Linked DNA regions of Mus musculus: region 1 is linked to region 2. The links are chromatin loops, found by intact Hi-C in ENCODE. Cell type or tissue: heart. All regions are shown on one strand. Links, peaks and the distances in the headings refer to the core of each region. The heading gives the core; the rest is flanking DNA.

Region 1 (14,514 bases), core at 1-8,000, 58 kb after region 2:
TACAAAGCACTCAGAATAAAGGTAGTTGTCAGGGACAATGGGAGGAGTGTGGGTATTTCTATTTCACATCTTTAGAGAGAGGTTGGTTTTGTTTTAAATTCGTGGGCCGTTTCCCCTCTCCTTTCATGTGAGGGTCTCATAGCAGTGGTAGGAGCACCGCTGTAATGACAGCTACTGCACAAGGCCCGAGGATGAGTCCCAGGACCCTCAGAGTGGTACACAATCATTTGGAATTCCTGCTCCAAGAGATCCAATGCCTTCTTTGGACCTCTAAGAGTACCAGGCAAGCATGTGCTATGTGGGCATACATACAGGTAAAACATAAAAATTAAGTTAATCTAAAAATACAATTTTTAAAAAAAAGTAGCTAAACAGGGCCAGAGATATGATTGAGTCAGAAAAGGTACCTGCTGCCAAGGCTGGTGGCCTGAGGTCAATAGGGTGAAACCACACGGTGAAAGGAGAGAATTTACTCCTGAAAGTCATCCTCTGACCTCCACGTGGGTGTCAGGCCTGGCACGCCTTCCCCTTCGCCCAGTAAATAAATAAACAACAGCTAATTAGTTCTTTAAAATATGTTCTTCAGCCAAGTCCATCTCTATTTAGATGTGTATATGAATAAGCTCAACTGGCTGAACCATAACAAGTATGTTAAAAATCACAACCTCAGCCAGGCTGTGGTGGTGCACACCTTTAATCCCAGCACTTGGGAGGCAGAGGCAGGTGGATTTCTGAGTTCGAGGCCAGCCTGGTCTACAAAGTGAGTTCCAAGACAGCCAGGGCTACACAGAGAAACCCTGTCTCAAAACAAAACAAAACAAACAAAAACAACACAACAACAACAAAAAATCACAACCTCACAACTAATGTGGTTTGATGCCAAAGATGCCTTTCCTGACTTCGAACAAACATTCCTGACAACCATTTTATACAGCTTGTCTGGAATACATTTCTAAAGGCCTCGTGCCTTAGTAAAATGTTTCTGTTATTCAAAGAAAGAAAAAGATGATCCCATATTTTCTGCCACCACTCAGCTTTACCTAGTTAAGAGTTTTACCTTTTTTTTTTTTATTTGGTTTTATTCTTCTGAGACACAGTCTCATTATGTAGCCCTGGCTAGCCTAGAACTTGTTACATAGATCAGGTTGGCCTTGAACCCACAAAGATCTACCTGCCTCTGCCTCCCAGACACTGGGAGTAAGGAATGGACCACCACACCCAAGAGAAACTTGCAAGAGAGATGCTCTGTTTCTTTCTCAGCCACATCAGAGGACCTTGCCCCTCACAGCCCTAAGGGAAAGAGGTCGTAGGTAAGAAAATTATCTCAGACACTGTGACCTGATCTTGTCCTGTGAGGAACTACTGAGACAGGAGCTATTGAATACAAACAGAAATGCAGGATTGTGAAGGAGGCTAAGGGGACACCACACACACACAGAGGCACACAGGCTACAGTGGAGCACTTAGGAGAGTGTCCTGCTACTGACAGGATCATGAGCCACAGGTCTGGAAGGGGCTCAGGCCTTGAGCCCAGTGGCAGGATGGTCATGCTCGGACTGAAAAATGGGATTTAGATCAGAAGTGTGGATGGGAATCCAGAGATAGTGGCACAGACTTGTAATTCCAGCACTGGAGAAACTGAGGCACAAAGAGCAGACTCCTCTGGAAGCTTGAGTACTAAGAAATACCACTTTTATGAAAAGTGTTCTGGAGCATAAAGAGGTGAGATCACTGAAGAGCTGCAGGCCCTGGGCAGGTGACCAGATGACAAAGCTTCCTCCTCCTCTCCAGCCTCAAAATACTCCCTTGTGAAATACAATGACATGGGAGCCTACCTCACACCGCGGCCAGTGGGATGAAATGAATGAGTGTAACAGAGAATGAAGTTCATGACCACAGCTGACGCTATGCCCCCTTGCCTCCAAATGAAAAATAACTCAGCAAATCACAAAAAAGTCCTTGTCATTGCATAGCTGGATAGGAGCGTTGCCTAGCTGGAGTGTATGTTAATATAGATTAAAACCGCCATCTGGGTAGGGTCTCCTATTGCTTGCTTGGTGTGCTAACCCTGTGTTCTGGGTCACAGCTGAGACACTACGTGAGTAGGGCAACTCAGACTCATTTTGGCTTCTCCTCCACCTGAAAGGGAACAAGGCCCCTGACTCTCAACTTGGTGCAAGGGTCACATTTAACCAGTGGAGCACGAATATTCTCAGCCATACCACACTTAGCAAGCCTCTGCACCAGGCGCCTTGTCTCCAAAGGGCTCAGCAGAACCTGAAGTACTATTAGCGGAGGAAACCCAAGCTTTGGCCAACAACATGGTGGGAAAATCTGTCTAACAGTGAAGAAGGCCTTCTTGAAGAGTTGACTCTGAACCAGCCTCACAGTCCTCACACGGAAACTTTTAGAAAAGCCATCCCTCGGGTGCTTTCCTCAGGCCTATCTCAGGAGGGATTCAGCGGGAGACCTAGACACTGCTGCAGCAACCCCACTTAGTTTGAGAAGCTCTCATCTAGAGCGGCCTGAGATCTCAAAGCTTGCAATCCCAGGAAACAGCTAGTGAGAAAGGGAAGGAAGTCCAGCTTTAGCAGGAGGTCGTGCCAGCTCTGTCTCTACTGCAGCTCCGAAACCCAAGCTACTTCTGGAATAAGCAAGGGAACAGGAAAGCATTATCTGCTGCAAAATGTCAACTTGGGGTCCCAGGGGGTACACACTATGTCTGCTCTATCTGTGGGTCAGCGAGTCCCAGCCCAAGGCCTGGCCACCAGCAGGTGTCAGCAAAGGTAGGAAACAAATGAAGTAACCACGGGAGGTGGGACCCACAGTCCTTCCCAAGAGAGGGGTTCACTAGCTGCCTCCCTCCATGAACACAGTGAACCAGACGCAGCCCCTGGTTCCATGACCACCAAAAACAGGAGGGGAACAAAAGACCTACTCCACCCATCTCCCCACTCATCCTTTTAAACTCAAGCTTGCCAGAGGCCATGTCCACAGGTCACGTCTTCCCTTGGCAGTTGACAGGCATTACTTCTACAGAAGTTCATGCAAACATCTCAGAAGGGTTATGGTGACACCCACCCCACAGTCGAGGCCGGCCACCACCACCCTCCAACCACAGATGTCCTACCTCGGTACTTCCGTACCTGTAGTAGGACAGCAGGCCATTGCCGAGCACGAACCAACGGCGCTGGTAGCCCTTCAGGTAGTTAGTCCACTTGAGGAGCCAACCCTTGTAGCTGTCCAGAGGTGGTGAGACCATTTGGACACCAATCCCTGACACCGGAGTCCCGACAGAAATCTTCGCCTGTCCTTGTCGCAGAAAAGACTGGGTCTTTGGCACCAGCTTGGACTCGGGTTTGGTGACGGGCAAACTCCCTACTGTTGACTGCAGCGGGGACGGCATTGCCAGCTCTGGCGAAGCTTTGATGATGGACACAGACCTTGTGCCGTTCTCTGACCCCGGCCACAAGCCCTGTAGTTCCGATTCCTGCCCAACCCCTGAAGGCCTTGGCACAGACGTCGTCTGGGACCCAGGTTCGGATCTCGACGCCGGCTCAGAAATTGGCTGGCACACCTGTTTCGACAGCAACTCCCGCTCTGGTGCCTGCACAGGCTGGAGCTGAGGCTTTGACGCTGGTCCTGAGCCGAACGCGGATGAGTTCATGCCCGGCGCCGCCGTGTGGCAGGACAAGCAGGGCACAACCGTGAACAGCGACGAGAGCCCGCGGGAGCGGCCAGCGCAGCCGCCGCCTCGGCTCAGAGCGGCCGCTTTCCCCATAGAGCTGTGGACCCGAGCTCGGCGGAGCGCGGAGTGGGGGCGGGGCGGGGCGGGAGTGGGTGGGGCCTGTTCGGAGGGAGTGGCGGGGCGGAGCCGGGCGGGGTTGGTGGAGGAGTGGACGGGATGGGTGGAGCCCTCACGTGAGCGACAGAGATCGGGTGCGCGTGGGTCCCTCCGCCGCTCTGGCTAAGGTGGAAGGAACCCCGTGGGCCAAGAGTTAGGCAGACGACGTGGAAGGCACTTCACGCTTCAGGCTGCTGTCCCTCCTGTGCCAGGCGCTGGGAGAACAATGGTGAATGAAAGCCACGCGGTGCGCTCGCCACGCAACTCTGAGCAATGGGTGGGTCGTGGACAGCAAATCTCAAACCCTGGGAGTCCGACCTGAGGAAATCCAGCCTAGGCCCTCTCCCTAGTTGTGGGAACTGTAGCCACTCCACAAACTTCTGTTGGCTCATCTATACAATGAAGATAATACCTCCTTCAAAGGCTGTAATAAGATGGTGCATATGAGGCACATTTGGCAGAGTAGATGCTCCGAGAGCATCATTGAGTTATTAACTAGAGAGTTCTGTGGTACATTTTGTCAGCGACCAGAGCAGGAGATGAGAGCAAGGTTGACAAGCTTGGGAAGCAGCCACTGTGCATGCACGTGTCAGATGTGTGTGCAGCCCTCAGGGAAGGAAGCTAACTAATAAATTCTTAACGAGATGTTTCGACTCCTGAAACAAATTGCCAAGCTACCTAAGATGACAGGCCTGTCATTAGTTCTACCAAATTTGGGCAAGAGTCACAGAAGAGACAAGGTCTACAGAGTTAGAGAAACAAGAAAGACCTTCAAGGAGAAACCGCTGTGTACAAAGACCCAAACCAGGGAGAACAGCTTGTCTGGCAAATAGCTAATAGCTCAGTGTTTTGTCAAGAGGAGGGCAGGACACAGAACAGCTGCCCCACACCCCACCACAAGGAATGCCCTTTATCCTAGAGAAACCAAAGCTTCTAGAAACAAGGGAAATTTATTTTCATTTTTAAAGTGGGGGGGGGGGGGAAGGAGGTGAGATGGCTCAGTGGGTAAGAGCACTGACTGCTCTTCCAAAGGTCCTGAGTTCAATTCCCAGCAACCATATGGTGGCTCACAACCATCTGTAGTGAGATCTGATGCCCTCCTCTGGTGTGTCTGAAGACAGCTAGAGTGTACTTACATATAACAATAAATAAATCTTTGTGCCTGAGTGAACAGAGGTCCTGAATTCAATTCCCAGAACAGAAACCACATGAAGGCTCACAATCATCTGTATAGCTACAGTATACTCATAAACATAAGATAAAATAAATAAATCTTTTAAAATAAAGTGTGTTGAAACAGAGTCTTTATATGTAGTCCAGGCTGGTCTCCATCTGGAAATGTTTGTTTCTTAGAACCAGAGTTCTGGGATTACAGACGTGAGCCATTATACCTGGCCCAGAGCTTTCACTCTTAATATTCTGGACAAAAAAAAAGAAAAACTTTAAAATCTCTGATCTTTCCCAAAGAAATGTCAACTCCAAGTCTGGAGCAGGAAATGCACAAGATAGACAGAGCCACCCGGAGCAGGAGCGATGGCCAGTCTTGCTAAGGACCTGGGATTCAGGTCCCAGAACTCACACTGCAGCTCACACCATCTACAACTCCAGTCCCAGGGAGCCAATGCCCTTTTATGGCCTCTACAGGCACAAATGTGGTGTATGGGCATCTATGGGAAGGCAAAACAGCCATGCACATTTAAAAAATAAATAAATAAAAGGAGGAAAGAATAGATGAACTTATCTGGAAGATCTTGTCATAGTCAGAAGCAAAGAGTCATTCAGGACTACTGTGTTAACATGTTTTATCCAAAGAACTCAGGAGTCAATTTAAACATGACCTTATATGTTGTGTCCGGCTAGCAGATCACAGGTCTGGGTTCTAGCCTGGAAAGGCACTTTGGAAACCTGGAAGAGAAGAGGGGCTAGGCTGCGCGAGATAAGGACGGAACCAAGACAAGGCTCGGCTCAAGGTTCAATTTTAATGTCAGCAAACACGCTTTATAAAGAAAAAGGGAGGCCCGTCCCTGGCCAAGCAAGTTCCTTAGAAGTAGATAGGTCAGCTTTTTAGTGGGAACTTTCGAAGATGAAGATCAAAGTTCGGTGCTAACTCCGGAAAGTCTTGGAAGAGAACCGGTTCGGCCTCAGGCAGGTTGGGCCTCGGGCAGGTAATGGCACATCAAAGGAGCAGCACAGCAGGTGGCTCCGCTAAGCAGTGGCGGGAGGTCACAGCCAGCCTTGCTAGGCTGGAAAGAGGTACCACTTATAATCCAAATGAAACAATTTGAGCATCAGTAAGAATAATCACTATTGTGATGGGCTGTAAAGCCATCATTAAGCCCACAAATCCCTAAAGTTATTTAAAAACAAATAACTCACTTTGGAGTTACTTCGTCATTATTCTGAAAACTGATAAGTTACCTTTGTTGTAAAACTAATCTCATACTAACCAAAGCATTGTCCGATAACTATAAAGAGAACAATGGAATTCGAACCAATCATCACCTTTGGGCAGCTCCTTGTGAATAATGAATCAAGGCAAATAAATATAACCTGTAGCTACTAAGAGACAGGTCATGGAGAATGTCATTACGTATCCAGGTGACATGAATTGAATGTGTTCATCGATCTTAACAACAGAGGAGAGTCACAGAATAGTACGTGTAGCCTGCTAAGAGCCAGAGCGAAACAGTACCATCTATGATTATTTTTCTGAATTTTATGTATGTATTTATTTTTTTATGTTGTATGGCTGTTTTATCTGCATGTATGTATTGCACCACGCGTGTGCAGAGGGCAGAAGAGGGCATCAGACTCCTAGGACTGGACTTACAGATGGTTATGAGTATTCAGAATAGAACCCGGGGCTTATGGAAGTGCTCTTGACAACTGAGCTCCATCTATGATTGTCTCTATAACCTCCCTCCACACCGCAAAACACTAAACTTGAATTTTACCAAGTATCTCTGTGGCTCAGTATAAAAGAAGTGCAGGGCCCAGCAAGGCAGCTCAGGGGATAAATGCCCTTCCCACAAACCTGACAACCTGAGTGCAGTCAAGTGTAAAGAGAAAGCTGATTCCGGAAAGTTGTCCTCTGACCTCTACTTACATGCTGTGGCACACATGAACACGACACATATCTTCACACACGACACATAATAATAAATAAGTTGGTTTTAAATATTTTAAGATAGAGAAATTTGCTCACTATCCCAAGGAGCTTGTCTTAGTTTCTTTTCTAATGCTGCAATAAAACTTAGAGAAGGATGAGTTTACTCGGAGCTTATAGTGTTGCAAGGTAAGCCCCGCAGGATATGCTTATACCTGGAAAAAAGTCTTTATTGCTTGCCTGTGGGTGCACAGAGAATTTACTCAGAAAATACTGGAAACTCTACAACCAAAAAACCAATTTGTTCAATAAATTCACAATCTAAAAATTTATGGAAATAAATTGTTATCAATTTTTGTTATTGTTCTGCCTTGAGACAGAGCCTCACTGTAGACTTGCTTGGGACTTGCTACATAGCCCAAGCTGATTTTGAAATCATGAGCCTTCTATCCCAGCCTCTGGAGTGCTGGGATTATAAGCATGTGCTATCGCAGCTGGGAAACTATTAGCAATTTTAAAAAGACATTTTAACCAGATGCAGTATGTGAATTTTGTTCAGATGTTGACTCAAATAAACAAAGCATAAAAATATATTTTAGGAACAGCTGGATGATACTGAACACAGATCAGAGTTTAAGAAATGCTGAATTCCCTAGTGTGAACCCCAAATTCTTATCTTACCTTTAGTGTAACTGTATTTGAAGTAAGCACATAATTGAGGTGAAATGAGGATACATGATGGGACCCTAATTCAACAGAACTTGTATTTTTATAAGAGGAGACACGAGAAGACTAGACATGGTGGCACACACCTTTAAATCCCAGCACCTAAAGGCAGAGGCCAGAAGGTCTCTGTGTGTTCCAGGCCAGCCAGAACAGCACAGTGAGACCCTATTAAAAGAACACATGCCAGCGGGCAGTGGTGGTGCACGCCTTTAATCCCAGCACTTGGGAGGCAGAGGCAGGCGGATTTCTGAGTTCGAGGCCAGCCTGGTCTTACAAAGTGAGTTCCAGGACAGCCAAGGTTACACAGAGAAACCCTGTCTCAAAAACAAAACAAAACAAAAAAGAAAAAGAAAACAAAACAAAAGAATATATGCCCATAAAACAAACAAAACAAAACCAGTAAGAGACACCAAAGGGCTTGCTCTAGCTTCACAATATAAGGACTGAGAGAAAGCGGCCCCTGTGGGTGCTCGCTAGAAGCCCTCTAGGTCAGCACCTTGATTTTGGACTTCCTAGCCTCCAAAACTGTAAAAATAATTTCTGGTTCCTTTTTTTTTTTTAACTTTTTATTGGTTCTTTGTGAACTTCACGTCATGAACCCCAATCCTGCATATCTTCCCTTCTCCTCATAAGCTCCCTACAGAGAGCAACCTTCCCCCAACAAAGAAAAAAAATCTTGTTGTGGAAGCTGAAGTGTGTCACAGTGGGTTCCACAGTATTCCCTTTTGTCCACATTCTTTGCCTGCAAATGTTCTTTGCTTGGTCTGATATAAGGCTTCTGGCTTTTGCTACACTATCAATACTGGAACCTCTCTGGGACTCCTCTAGGATATCCTGTTGTCACCCTGTGTCATGGAGATCCTGTGGTTTTGGGTCTGTAGGACTGGCCCCTTTGTGTACTCTAGCAGCCCACACAAGGCCAGCCTGGTCTACAAAGTGAGTTCCAGGACAGCCAGGGCTACACAGAGAAACCCTATCTCAAAACCACCCCCCCCCAAAAAAAAAAATCAAAACAGAGTCTTACTATTATAGCTCAAGCTAGCCTCAAAATCTCAATTCTTCTGTCACGGCCTCCTATGTGCTAGGATTAAAAGCATGCCCAAGCACATTCACATTCAGTGGTTTACTAGAAGTAATGAACTATAATTGTATGAGATATGTTTAAGAAAGTTCCAGGACAGCTAGAGCTAAAAAAAAAAAAAAAAAAAACCTACCTCAGAATAAACAAATAAATGAAAACATGTCTAGGGCATGTTTGGCGATGTAGCTCAGTGGTATAGTACTTATCTAGCAAGTATTAGGCCTTAAAAACTATGATCCAACTATCCTAATTCTAGGTATAGAGTCAAAAAGTTTAGGAGCACAGACTTAAACATATGTCATACTCCAATGTTCATATAATATAACTCATAGTAACCAAAAGGTACTATGATGGGGTAGATGTTGGGGTGGGCCAATTCACAGCCCTGGGTCTGGGCCTGAGAGGTTTCTGAGCTGGTCAGCCTGCCTCTCCTGCCCTTGCAGCTGCTCACCAGCAACCCCTGCAACAAGTCCCAGCTCTACCCTACTGTCCAGGGGAGGTACAGAGCCCACTCTCCCATGTGGGGCCAGCTCTCCTGCTTTCGAGATCCCAGGTCCAGTTCTCCCCAGTTTTTTTTTTTAAAAAAGAATTATTTATTTTATATATGTGAGTACACTATCGCTGTCTTCGGGCACACCAGAAGAGGGCATCGGATCCCCTTACATGTGGTTGTAAGCCACTGTGTGGTTGCTGGGAATTGAACTCAGGACCTCTGGAAGAGTAATCAATGCTCTTAACTGCTGAGCCATCTCTCCAGTCCCCAAATTTCTGTTTTTTAAGTCATTAGTCTGTGGTATTTTGCTATGGCAGCCTGATCAGACTAATAAAATGTACATGATGAAATTATTATTGCACTTATTATGTCTGTCTGTTGTGTAAATGTCATCAGAATCAAAATGGAGTTATAGATGCCAAATGCAAAACAAAGTAGAAGTAGAAAGCCAAAAAGCAAAGGCTATGAGGTACACATAAGTCTGATATCAGCTACTATGTGGTGCATCTAAAACTGCAATCTTACATAAATAATTTCTGCAGCACCCTATTCTATCTCAGACTGGTACCATCCTTATTGATTATTCTAGCCAAGGATAATTGCTATTTATTTTTTTAAAAACTTATGTAGCCTTTATTTTTCCTTTAAATATTCTCTATTCTACTAAGCATGGTAGCACACACCTGTATCCCTAGCACTTGGAAGACAGAGGCAGGAAGATCTCGATTGAAGGACAGCTAGCCTCAAGGGAAATAAACAAAAGATCTTCCTCACCTTGGCCTCCCCAGATAAACTGCTATGATCCATCAGAGCATGTGGGCACCCAATTATAACTCCATTTATTCCAACAAGGCCACTCCTCCTAATCTTTCTAATCCTATCAAAAGCTCCCTGGTGACTAAGCATTCACATATGTGAGCCTAAGGGGGCCATTCTTAACAACTACCACATTACTCATCTCCTGGGTTCACTACTGTCCACACCTGGGAAGTCAAGTTTTCTCTCTTTAAAATATTAATTACTCTTTAGTTTGGAGTGTGAATGAGTGCAGACACATATGTGGTGTGGTGGGAGGCAGGAACACGGGGGTGGGGGTGGGGGTGGGGCTGTCAGAGGACAACTTTCAGGAATCAGTTCCTTCTTCCTGCCAGGGTCTCTCACTGGGTTTGCTTCTGTGCTACATATTCCAGGCTAGCTGCTCCTCAAGTGTCCGGACAACTCTCCAGTCTCTGCCTTCCACCTTGGTTACAGATACACAGCACCACATCTGGCCTTTCTGTGGGTTTGGGGGCTTGAACTCTGGTTGGCTGTCAGGTTTGCATGCCACAATTTTGCTTTCTGAAGCATCTGCCCAGCCCGAAGGCATCCTTTCATCCGCTCCCTGGGCTCCTCTTTTCTGTTAGTCTGACTGGAGAGTGATTATTTTTTAATTTGTGTGTATGCATGTGTGTACAATGTATATATAGGCAGTCACCCTTGTAAATGCGGTTATGTACATGCCATGGCCAGAGAACAGCTCGGGGGTCGCTCTTTGCCTTCAGCCTTGTTTGAGACTGGGTCTCCTTGTTGGTTTTCTATGGCTACTCTAGCTGACTGGCAAGCTTTTGGGGACTCTCCTGCCTCTGTCACATCTCCCCTGCTCCCAATGCCTGTATTACAGATGTGTGCCAGCATGCATCCTTTTTCCTTTTGTCTGTGTATGCACATGTGTGCTCATGCACGTGTGTGCACCTACGTATAGGAGCTGGAGGACAACCCAGGGTGCAACTCCAAATCTACCATTTTTTGAGACAAAGTCTCTAAATGACCTGGAACTTGCCAAGTAGACTAGGCTGGCTGGCCAATCAAGCCACAGGGGTCCGCCTGTGTCCTTCTCCCAGGGGCTAGAATTACCACATGCTCTCCTTACATGAGTTCTGGGAATTAAACTCAGATCTTTGTGCTTCTAAGTCAGGTACTTTACCTACTGAACTGTCTCAACCCATAATTCAGTTTCTTTAGAAAAGGATTTTACTGGAGCTGGAGAGTAGGCTCAGTGGTTAAGAGTACAGGCTAAGCTTTAAAAGGACCCAGGTTTCCATTCCCAGCAGCTCACTACCTTCTGTAACTCCAAAGGGATCTGATGCCCTTATCTGGCCTCCACAGGCACCAGGCACTTATAAGGTGCTTTGAACTCAGAAATCCGCCTGCCTCTGCCTCCCAAGTACTGGAATTACAGGCATGCGCCACCACTGCCCAGTGTAGGTGTATATTTTTTACATCCTACTTTAATAATGATTCAACCTCCCCTCTAATCTACCACCCACCAGATGTAGTGGGAAAGGAATATTATTAGGATACAGGGGGAAGTGTGCCTGTTTAGAAACAGTTCTTTGGGGTAACTCCCATCCCCGGTGTTCTTAGTCCAGTCCAGTAGCAAACACCAAACATGAATCAACAGCTGCAGTCCAGTCTGCTTGGCGGATACCACGCACGAATCAGCAAGGGCAGTTCAGTCCAGAAGAATCGGAGAGGCTCCCTAACCAACCTGAGTCTGAGGAAGTGGGAAGAAGCCGCAGGAACATCACAAGAAGTTCTGTGGCCAGTTTCTCTCTATGACATCACCACAAGGGAAGCTCAGCGATGCAGTGTCAGGTGAGCCAACCCCTGTGTGTCCTCGGCTGCATATCACAGGGAAGCATAGTGAGGCCGAGCAAAGAGAACCAATGCTCAAGCCCCCCTCTGTCTGTGGGGTCAGATTTATACTCTTTCTACACATCATGCATCCTTTCATGTGTTTGCTATACATATAGCAAAACACCCTTCACCTGTGTGCCCCAGCAAAACATCATTTGTCATAACTGACTTTCCAAAGAAACCAGAATTTCCCACTTCATATCTGTGGATGTATATCATAAATATACATATATATAAACATATATGATGTGTGTATATATGACACACATGGATGTAGAAACATATATACATTCATGTAAATATATACATGTGTGTTGTTTATATGTATACTTACATATATGTGAATATATATATCCATACATCGATATATACGACAAAATAATAGATCTATAACTTGTTTATGAAGCTATAGCAAAGGTCTGTGTATTTTAGGCTGGTTCCTTAGTTTGGAGTTATTCGGAGGCAGTGGGATCTCTAAGCCTGGTGGGAGGTTTGTGTCACTGGGGAAAGTCCCTTGAATGGGTAAAGGAAATCTACCAACTTAACTCTTTACCCACTTTAGGGTTAGTGACTTTGCTCCCCCAAGCCATTATCACTGTGAAATGTTGCCTTGACACAGGCCACCAGGCATGGTCCTACCTGATAATAGACAGAGCCAAAGGGAGCTTCTCTCTCCATAAATACAGCATCTCTGGAATGTTATTACAGTGATGGAACATAAATACGGGAGCATCATACATATGGGATCACAGGCTAGTTTAAGTAACAAAATCTGTCAGGTATGGTGGCCTGTGCCTGTACTCCTAGCACTTTGGAGGCTGAGGCAGGAATATTGTTGTAAGTTTTTTGCCAGCCTTGGCTAGCTAAATAGTACTACACCAACAAGAGCTGCATAGCAAAATTCATCTCAAAACCTAAAAAAAATGAGCCCTAACAAAGGTAATGAAGCCCCCTTTAGGCAGAGCTGGCCAGAAGCGTACAGATCTGCAGTCTCGGTTTGGAAGTGATGAGAGATTCCACATGGACTCTAGATTTTTAGAGAATGACAGTGAGGACAAACAGAAAGAGCTAAATGAAAATAAAGTGAACGAAGATGAGCTTGCTGCAGAAAAAAAAGGAAAACCCTGAATGCTGTGCAAAGTGTTTTGAGTATCAATGTGAACAACTCTACAAAGGAGCAGTGGCTGCTAAGAAATTTAAGGATATCGTATATTATGACCCAACAAAGCATGACCATGCCATTTATGAAAGAAAACAAGAAGATAAAGAAAAAGAAAGTAAGGCCAAATGGAAGAAGAAAAAGGAAGAAGCAGAGAAGCGGCCTGAGGTATCCCAAGACATGTATTATAACATTGCTACAGATTTTGAAAGAAATATTCCAAAGTATGAGCAACACAGATGAAAAGGAAGAAGATGCGCCCAGGACTGAGGCTGGTGCTAGAGAGGGGACTGGGAAAATCAGGAGGCCGTGACACTGGCACGTGGGCCTGAGCAGACCAGTGGCTTTACATTCCCTTTTTTTTTTTTTTTTTTTTTTGATTCAGCCACTAAAGATGAAAAGGATGCCACCTATAGAATCAAACTAGTGAAACGTGGGAAGGCAGCCCTGGAGAGCGGCTCCTGAGAACGAGACCATTAGGTTTTTCCTTTTCTCTGAGAATGACGACAGATTTCGTGGTCCTAACTTATTCTGGAGTGGTGTGGGAGATAGTATTAGCAGAAATTCTTGGGAAGCCTGAACAGATAGTCTCCTTTTGGAATGTTGGAAGAAACATAAAGAAGCCAAAAGGAAGGTGAAAGCAAATTAACCATTGTCAGCTTTGGCTCTGGAATTGAATGTGCAGACGGCTCACCAGCCCTTCAAAGAAATGAGCCCAGAAAAGCATTCACTGACAAAGAAGAAATTTCACAGTAGAAACATATTCAAAACCTGGATGATAATTAATGTGTCATTCTGATGACTATTTCTGAGGAATTCTTATACATTCCCACCTTGGTGACTGTCCTAAAATTAACTGAGCCACTTGTGACACACACAAGGTAGCCTCAGCACTTTAGAAGGGGAAGTGGGAGGATCATTTGAGCCCAGAATTTTAGATCAAACTCAGCAACACAGCAACACCCCACCTCAGCACAGCACCCATTCTTATTCTCCACTCTGAAAAACTAGAGGATATGCCCTGACAGGAGGCTTCCATGAAACCCTGCTTAATAAATGGTTTGATGTATTTGTAAATATGTCTGACTATACTAAATATTCTTTACCTTTAATTTATCTTTTTAGGATTTTTTTGTTTGTTTGTTTTTTGAGACAGGGTTTCTCTGTGTAGCCCTGGCTGTCCTGCAACTCACTCTGTAAACCAGGCTGGCCTTGAACTCAGAAATCCGCCTGCCTCTGCCTCCCAAGTGCTGGGATTAAAGGCGTGCGCCACCACTGCCTGGCTCTAATTTATCTTTTTAAACTCAAGTACAAATTAACTTTGAGTTCTGTATGTACAGATGTAAGTTTCTGATGTAATTTCTGAAGACAAAATAGAATTTTAAATAAATGGTTCAGAATATTTGTGTTTATTCCTGATTAAATACTC
Region 2 (8,000 bases), core at 1-8,000:
CGGGACCTAGGACAAAGGGCAGGGCTTTTATGACACACTCAGGTGACCCTCAGATCAAAGCTGGCAACCTGCTTGGAGAGGTTTTGCCACTGTTGTGGATAAATCTGAGGCTGGGTACAGGAGTCAAAAGCCCAGGTACAGCCAGGGTCAGCCAGGCCACCCCATACAGCAAAGCTGTAGCATAACAAGGAAGCCAGTCTGCAGAGGACAAAGACACAGAGGGACCCCGGGAGAGACCAGCAATAGAAGTGGAATTAAGAATCACTGTCTGTACAATCCTCCAGGGACACTCTCCCTACACTGTGCATAACATCTCTGGTTTTAAAGCACACTGCCTGGGATATTGTTCCCAACACCAACACACACACACACACACACACACACACACATACACACACACACACACACACACACACAAGGACATGGACACGTACAGACATCTCTCTCTCTGAAGCCATTTCCAATCATCTGTCTCCCATCTGCATTGGACCAACATATATCTCACTCAAATCTATGGTCAGCCGAGGAGTCCATGAGAGTGTGGGCAATGACTGAGTTTCCCAGCAGCCCCTCGTGGCCTTCTCTTGCCTGGTTGTTTTGAGTTTCTGTCTTACTGTCTCTCTTGCTGCTATTTGCCCTCAAAGCCATCTTGAGATGTAGATATTTTTCCTTGGTTTCCCACTGGTGGGAAAGACAATGGAGGCTTAATGAGCTGAGGGCCTTGTCTAAAGTCTTGTAGAAATTCAAGGGTAAAGTCCCAAATTTTACACTTTCTAGTTAGACCACACCTGTTCATGCCACCAGGCAATGCACCGGCTTTGTGCTGTGTAGATGGCAGCCCTGACCTTTGGGAGTGTATCACTAGCCCAGATAGACAAAGTGGATGCAGACGGCACCAGGGAAGGGCTGCAGCTCAAGTGTCACTCACTTCGGGCTACGGCCAAGTGTGACAGTCTGGTAGCTAATGACAACAATGCATGGGTCTGTCTGACTTGTTAATTATAAAGGCCCGAGTTCTTTTATGCTACAAGGAAGTCGTTAGTAATCAAGGCAGCTGGCCAGTCAGGAAAATGATGCTCACGTCACTGTAAGGGTGAGAAGGTCTTTCTGAGGCAGTGGCTTCCGCTTCCCAAAATGCCTGCTTCTATCCTGCTGGGCTCAGCTGAGGCCCTGAGATGCGAGCCCAGGTCAGAATGTCTGCTTCCTGCCACCCACGCTGGGAAAAGCCAACTAAGTTTCTGAGGACAGACCATCTCCACCTTTGATGCATCGCATCTATCTGAGCTCTGGTCGCCCCGAGCCTCTTTCAGGCAGCACTGATTTATGTGGGCCCCTCAGCAAGCCCCAGCCACCTGTGTGGGTCAGAGGGTCGTACCTAAAGCAATCCATTTGCCTCCCTACATATTGGCAGGCCTTCTGTGCTGCTTTGGGTCAGCAGCTCTTCCACTCAGCCACAGCCCCACCAAGTTCTCCCCAGCCACCAAGGCTAAGCCCTCGGGAGGCTGTGCCTGGGGCCCCCTTCTCTGAGAAGATCCGAAATCTTCCCAGCAAGATTTCTTACCTTCCCCGGGCCTGCCCAGAAGCCAGTTCCTCCGCTGGAAGCCAACACTGGGTCTTTTCTCAGCTCTCTGTACCCCCACTTCTACCTCCCTTACACACTGCGGGACTCAGGAAAAAAACTTGGCTCCTTTAAGCAAACCACCTTCCAGTGTAGATTTTATAGATATGGGTGTCATGTTTTGATAAGAACAAAACCAAATCCTTCTCCTTTAAAGTTACATGGATGAGTTGGGCCTAGTGCCATAGGCCTGCAATTCTGGCTACTTTGGGAGTGAAGTTCAAAGCTAGCCTGGGCAACATCACAAAACCTTGTCTCAAAATGTAAAGGGGGGAGGGGCTTGCCTAGTATGCATAAGGCACTAGGTACAATCCCCAGGGTCGGGGGATGGAGTGGCCGATGTATGCCTGAACCATGGGAAGCTTCCAGACAAGACTGGCTGTGACTTCCGGACAGGTAGTGTCTGTGTGATGAGTATACATAGGTCCCTCAGTTTATGTCTTAATTCTCCACAACAACTAAAGAAAAGGCTTGACAATCCCATCCCCAAGGTTCTACAGCCCCCTCACACCTGTTGCTTTCAAGTCAACGACAACTTCCTATGAGACGCTGCTCAAGGTCTTCTCTGCTAAGAGTGTTCCAGAATTATATCTGTTCCCAGCCCGTCCTGTGATTGATTTAATCACAACCCAGAAACCTTCAGTTCTCCAGCTGCAGATCCGTCCCCCTCTTGGCACACATGACTCCCAGCACTCAGGAGGCTGAGACAGGATTCCGAATCTGAAGCCAGCCTGGGTTATTACACACAGTAAGTCCCAGGCCAGCATGAGCTGCACAGCCTGTCCTTGTCTCAAAAGAAACTGAAGGGGCTGGAGATCTGGTTTATCAGCTAAGAGCACTGGCTGCTCTTCTAGAAGACCCCAGGTTCTAGTCCCAGCACCCACAGGGTGGCTTATAACCACCTGTAACTCCATTCCCAGGGGATCTGGTGCCCTCTTCTGGCCTCCGAAGATACTGCATACACATAGTGCACAGACATGGCGTCAAAACACCCACACACATAAAATAGGAATGAAAATAAATGGAGGGAGGGAGACACCACATTTCAGAAAGCCATTCCTCATGTACAAGGGGAGAAGTGTCATGTGTGCTAGCCACTTAGGACACAGACTGAAAGTTCCAAGAGTGGTGTTTACAAAGCCATGCCGACCCCACACTCCCCACCTTGGCACCATCCCCGACAGGAAGAAAGCTTTCCGAGCCTTACCTTTTTAGAGGATGTTCATCTTAGGGTGATAGGCTGGCAGATGTTCCTTAGGGTAGGCCCCCAGGGCCACCAGCCACCCCTGCCCCAGCCCTGCCCAGCTGCCTGCCTGCTCTCTCTAGTGGCAGAAGCTAGGCTGATGAGAACATTCTGACACTAGACTATGACATCAGAATAGGCCGTGATCTCAGAGCTGTGACAGGAATGCTAACAGGGTATAAGGCAGGAAAAAGAAAACCCTAGAACCGGACTAGCCCCCTAGAAGTAAAGTCCCAGACAAGAAGGTGGCTGGCCCTGTGCTCGGGTCTTATAGTTTTCCAGACATCCCCTCACCCTGTGAGACAGATCTGAAGATGATCTAAAAATGAGATCAAAAGCACTGAACAATGTTGCTATCCATTTAGAAGGAAGGCAAGTGCAGGAGCCATCCTCTAGCGCCCCCTTGTGTTAACTTAAGGGATAGTCTTATTTGCTCACCAGGTGGTTTGCCTGCAGACCAGGAGGATTGGGGCAGAGACCCCAAGAAGACCAGGTGTCACACTGCCCAGGACAGGATTAAGTGCAGGCTGATAAAAAGTTACCACTGTGCTAACACCCTACATGTCAAAAATGACACAGCCATGTCAACTCGACAGAATTCAATACCATGTCTGGTGAAAGCTAGTGTTTGAATTCTACATACACAACACACACAAAATACAATTTGCTAAAATGGGACACTGTGGGTGACTTAGTCCAGCCATCCTACGTGGGGAAGCTTGTTAAACTAGGGTTTGCTCTTGGTCCCATGCTGGTCTGTAACCCAATAAAGGAGCCCAAGCTGGTCTCTAATTCTCTATCTTCCTGCCTCCACTTCCCCAAGTGTGGTATAGGTGTGTGCCCCCATGACCAACTTAACAACCTAAAAATCAAACAAGCAAGGAAATGACACAGAATGACACGTTGCTGACACTTAAGGATTTTTTCCCTACAGCTCTATTGTGTAGTTTGCAAACAGAGATGGTCTATTCCTCCCGTTCTGATCGGGTGCCTTTGCCGCCCTTCCCCGCCCTTCCCCGCCCTTCCCTGCCCTTCCCTTGCTTACTTTGCTAGCTATGATCATCAGTGAGAGGCGAGAGTCTGGGCAAGAGTGGACAGCTCTGAGTTTTCTCTGCACATCTCCAAGAAGCACCCAGCATCCACAGTGTGAGGTGGGCTTTTGGAAGTTGCCCTTAATGCAATGGAGGTGATTCCTAATTTACCGAGCTTTCAACAGACATGGTATTGAGTCCTGATGAGTGAGCTAACAGGGTTGTGTCAAGTGCTCACTTAGACCCATCTTTAAATGCTGACATTACGTTGCACTCCTGGCACAAGTCTGTCTTGACCATGGTGAATTGTCCTATTTATATTTTTCTAGACTCTGACTGCTAATATTTTGAAGATTTTTAAAAACTATGTTCACAACAGACATTGAGCTGCAGTTCTCCTGTACCATTTGTCTGGTTTTGTATCAAGGCAACACCGTCTTTATACAATGGCCTGGGAATCTCTCCATGTTTTCTAGAAGACAATGTGTGTACATAGTATTGTTTATTTTACAAATGTTTTATAGAATTTACTAGTTAAGTTGCCTAGGCATAAGATAGCTGGACGAGTTCCCAGAGTTCATAAGCAATTTAATGTTTTTCTGAGACAGATTTCACCGTGTAGTCCATGCTTGCCCTGACTGTCCATCCTCCTGCCTCAGTCTCATGAGTGCTGGGATTATAGGCATGCACTACCATGCTTGGCCCTATAAAGACTTATTGGGGTCATTTTACCAAATATGCATCTGTTCTTGTTCTCTCTCTCTCTCTCTCTCTCTCTCTCTCTCTCTCTCTCTCTCTCTCTCTCTTTCCCTCCCTCCCTCCCTCCCTCCCTCTCTTCCTCTCAACTGGTATTTTCTAGCTCAATAAAATCCCTTTTCAGTCTTTTGGGCAAACTCCAGAGCTTTATACACTGCCTATCACTTTATTGCCAAACAGAGAGGATGAAAGGAAGGGAGGGAGGGAGAGAGGGAGGGAGGGAGGAAGGGAGGGAGGGAGGAAGGGAGGGAGGGAGGGGAAGGGAGGGAGGAATAGAGGGAGAGAGAGAAACACAATGGAAATTTGCTCACCTTTTAGGAGCATAGAACTTCCTACTATGGGGCAAAATTTCTGAAGTTTTGTACCCCTGCTGCCTACACTGACACAGCCTGTACACTTCCTGCTCCCTGGACCTGACCTGGACAGTCTCCCCCACAGTCTACAAGATTCTGGAAGGAAAAATTCCCTAAATTACCACCTGTTTGATGCTACCTCAAATTCTGGCCTTGTGGCTGCTTAATTTTCAAAGCAAGCACAGGGTCACGGGTGCTCTGTGTGACACAGTTTTGTTTATTCTTTTAGACAACCTTCAGATTTACAGGTGAGGAAACGTAGGAACAGTGGGATGTGAGCCTAGGCCTATGGTTACCCAAGGCTGCCCATGGTTAGGAGACAGCCAAGCAGGTGTGAGGATGCTAGACAACCAGGCAAGCAAACAGGAACCTCCCTGAAGCAGGAGCCAATGGAGCAACCACAGGGACAGGTGGAACAGGGAAAAAAGAGACAGCAACTTCCAAGGTCAGGTGCGGTGGTGCACACCTTTAATCCCAGCACTCAGGAGGCAGAGGCAGGCGGATCTCTGCACTCAAGGCCAGCCTGGTCTACACAGTGGGTTCCAGGCAGCCAGGACTACACACACGAAGACCCTGTATCAAATAAAGCAAAGCAAAGCAAAACAAAACAAAGAAAGGAGTCCACCAGCATCAAGGGGTACAATAAGGCGACTGCCATGGGCCAGTGCTAACACTGAAGTAACTAAATTGGAGCCACAGAGCCCACAGGTGGACTCATGCCAGATGGTTCAGTCTGGGGCGTGGCTGAAGATGCCAAGATGTGTTGACAAAGGGATAAGGCATTGTGTGTGAGGACAGCCCAGTGTCCAAGGACCCTGTCAGCCACAAGGGCTGATAAGCAGAGAGTAAATTCAGAAGAGGCACAGATGTGTGACAATATGGAAAGATGAGCCACATCAAACTCAGGCAGTGTGCATAACTGACCATTTGCTACCTGCAGGGGTTCCTTATTTTGCCTGGGCTCTTCTGTATCCTGACGACCTTATGGGACCAACCTTAAAAAGGCAGGCAGGTGAGCATGGCTTTGCCAGGCCCAGCACGCCCTCCCAAAGTCCAGCCAGCCACCAGATGGCAGCTGTGGACATGATATAAGGTTTTCCACATCGGAGAATGCTTCTTAGCAAGCAAGTCCTGGGGTTGCCCACTCCTCATTGTGGGACCAGGAATTGCTTCACTGTTTGACACATGCTGTTTCTAAGACAGGCCTAAGAGAGAGCTTGAAAATATGAAACTAGGAAAAGACCACCTTGCCAAGATCCAGACAAGCTCTGGCCTCTTGTGACATGTGGCCTTGTCTACCTCCAGCCAGAGGGGAGGTCCTCTGACATATCATCTGAGACCTCCTTCACCATCCGCTAGCTGCCCATAGTCCTACATTCTCTCTGCTCCCTGACCCCGTGGGCCTGGCATTGCCAAGTGGGGTGGGAATGGGAATATTTAGGCCCAGGCAGGTGCAACCTGTGGCCCGTGGAACACACACATCTCATAACAGCTATGAATTCAGCCTGAGGCATTTGTAGATGACCAGTGTCAGAAGGTTGGGCACTCCATGTTACATCATGACCTACCAACCCAGGTATAGACACTAATCCAGCAGGATAGACCTCCATAGGTCATCAGTGGGCTGATCCCAGTCTGTGGAGTCTGGCAATTGTATATGCTGAGGGGTCAAGAGACTAAGAGATGTGTGGATACTGGCTAGATAGCCTTGTGCCACGGGGGTGAGGTGGCCTAGGAGCAGTCATCACCCAGCAAAGAAGGCAAAGAGAATTCAATTTAAAATCAATAAAACTGTGGTAAGCACAAGCCAGGCCTTGTGGCAAGCATCCGTAATTCCAGAGCTTGGGAAGAAGGCAGAGGGGTCAAAGGACACAATTCTTCATGAACCCGAAGGCAGATGAGAGGGACAGTGTCACAAGGCGGTCGGGAAGCTGTAGCCAGCAAACGCCTGAGTCTGAAAGGCAGGTTTCAGGGGAGGGCAGGTGCTGCTCCAAGAAGAGACGCCATGAGTGGCAGCCATGAGTGCCCTCAGCCTGAGCATGACAGCTTACAGGTGGGTCCATGACCCCACAGGGGCATGACAGGTTACAGGTGGGTCCGTGACCCCACAGGGGCATGACAGGTTACAGGTGGGTCCGTGACCCCACAGGGGCATAACAGGTTACAGGTGGGTCCGTGACCCCACAGGGGCATGACAGCTTACAGGTGGGTCCGTGACCCCACAGGGGCATGACAGGTTACAGGTGGGTCCGTGACCCCACAGGGGCATGACAGGTTACAGGTGGGTCCGTGACCCCACAGGGGCATGACAGGTTACAGGTGGGTCCGTGACCCCACAGGGGCATGACAGGTTACAGGTGGGTCCGTGACCCCACAGGGGCATGACAGGTTACAGGTGGGTCTGTGACCCCACAGGGGCATAACAGGTTACAGGTGGGTCCGTGACCCCACAGGGGCATGACAGGTTACAGGTGGGTCCGTGACCCCACAGGGGCATGACAGGTTACAGGTGGGTCCGTGACCCCACAGGGGCATGACAGGTTACAGGTGGGTCCGTGACCCCACAGGGGCATGACAGGTTACAGGTGGGTCCGTGACCCCACAGGGGAATGACAGGTTACAGGTGGATCTGTGACCCCACAGGGGCATGACAGCTTACAGGTGGGTCCGTGACCCCACAGGGGCATGACATCTTACAGGTGGGTCCGTGACCCCACAGGGGCATGACAGGTTACAGGTGGGTCCATGACCCCACAGGGGCATGACAGCTTACAGATGGGTCCATGACCCCACAGGGGCATGACAGCTTACAGGTGGGTCTGTGACCCCACAGGGGCATGACAGCTTACAGGTGGGTCCATGACCCCACAGGGGCATGACAGCTTACAGGTGGGTCTGTGACCCCACAGGGGCATGACAGGTTACAGGTGGGTCCGTGACCCCACAGGGGCATGACAGCTTACAGGTGGGTCCATGACCCCACAGGGGCATGACATCTT

The links. Peaks named below come from ENCODE experiments on the same cell type or tissue, not always from the same donor. Only the 100,000 strongest peaks of a DNase experiment are listed, where the experiment ranks them.
Region 1: it touches region 2 in a loop (2.5-fold over the local background); 5 of 42 quality-filtered maps call a loop at or near these places.

Annotation. Positions count from the first base shown.
Region 1 is chr11:3,860,087-3,874,600 of GRCm38, forward strand. It overlaps Osbp2 (oxysterol binding protein 2), which reads right to left and starts at 3,817. Exons shown (of 14, transcript NM_152818.3): 1 at 3,147-3,817. The coding sequence starts at 3,781. It also overlaps the pseudogene Gm11952. In heart, for the core only: CTCF peaks have their summits at 2,751 (motif pointing right) and 3,694; DNase peaks (open chromatin) are centred at 3,315 and 3,765; H3K4me3 peaks cover 1,337 bases; H3K27ac peaks cover 865 bases; H3K27me3 peaks cover 4,152 bases.
Region 2 is chr11:3,802,288-3,810,287 of GRCm38, forward strand. The region is part of intron 2 of Osbp2 (oxysterol binding protein 2); the gene reads right to left. Gm51880 (a long non-coding RNA gene) reads left to right here and starts at 1,937. Exons shown (of 3, transcript XR_003949627.1): 1 at 1,937-2,014; 2 at 3,915-4,012; 3 at 4,967-5,076. In heart, for the core only: CTCF peaks have their summits at 2,542 (motif pointing left), 3,267 (motif pointing left) and 6,058 (motif pointing right); no DNase peak of the experiment used is centred there.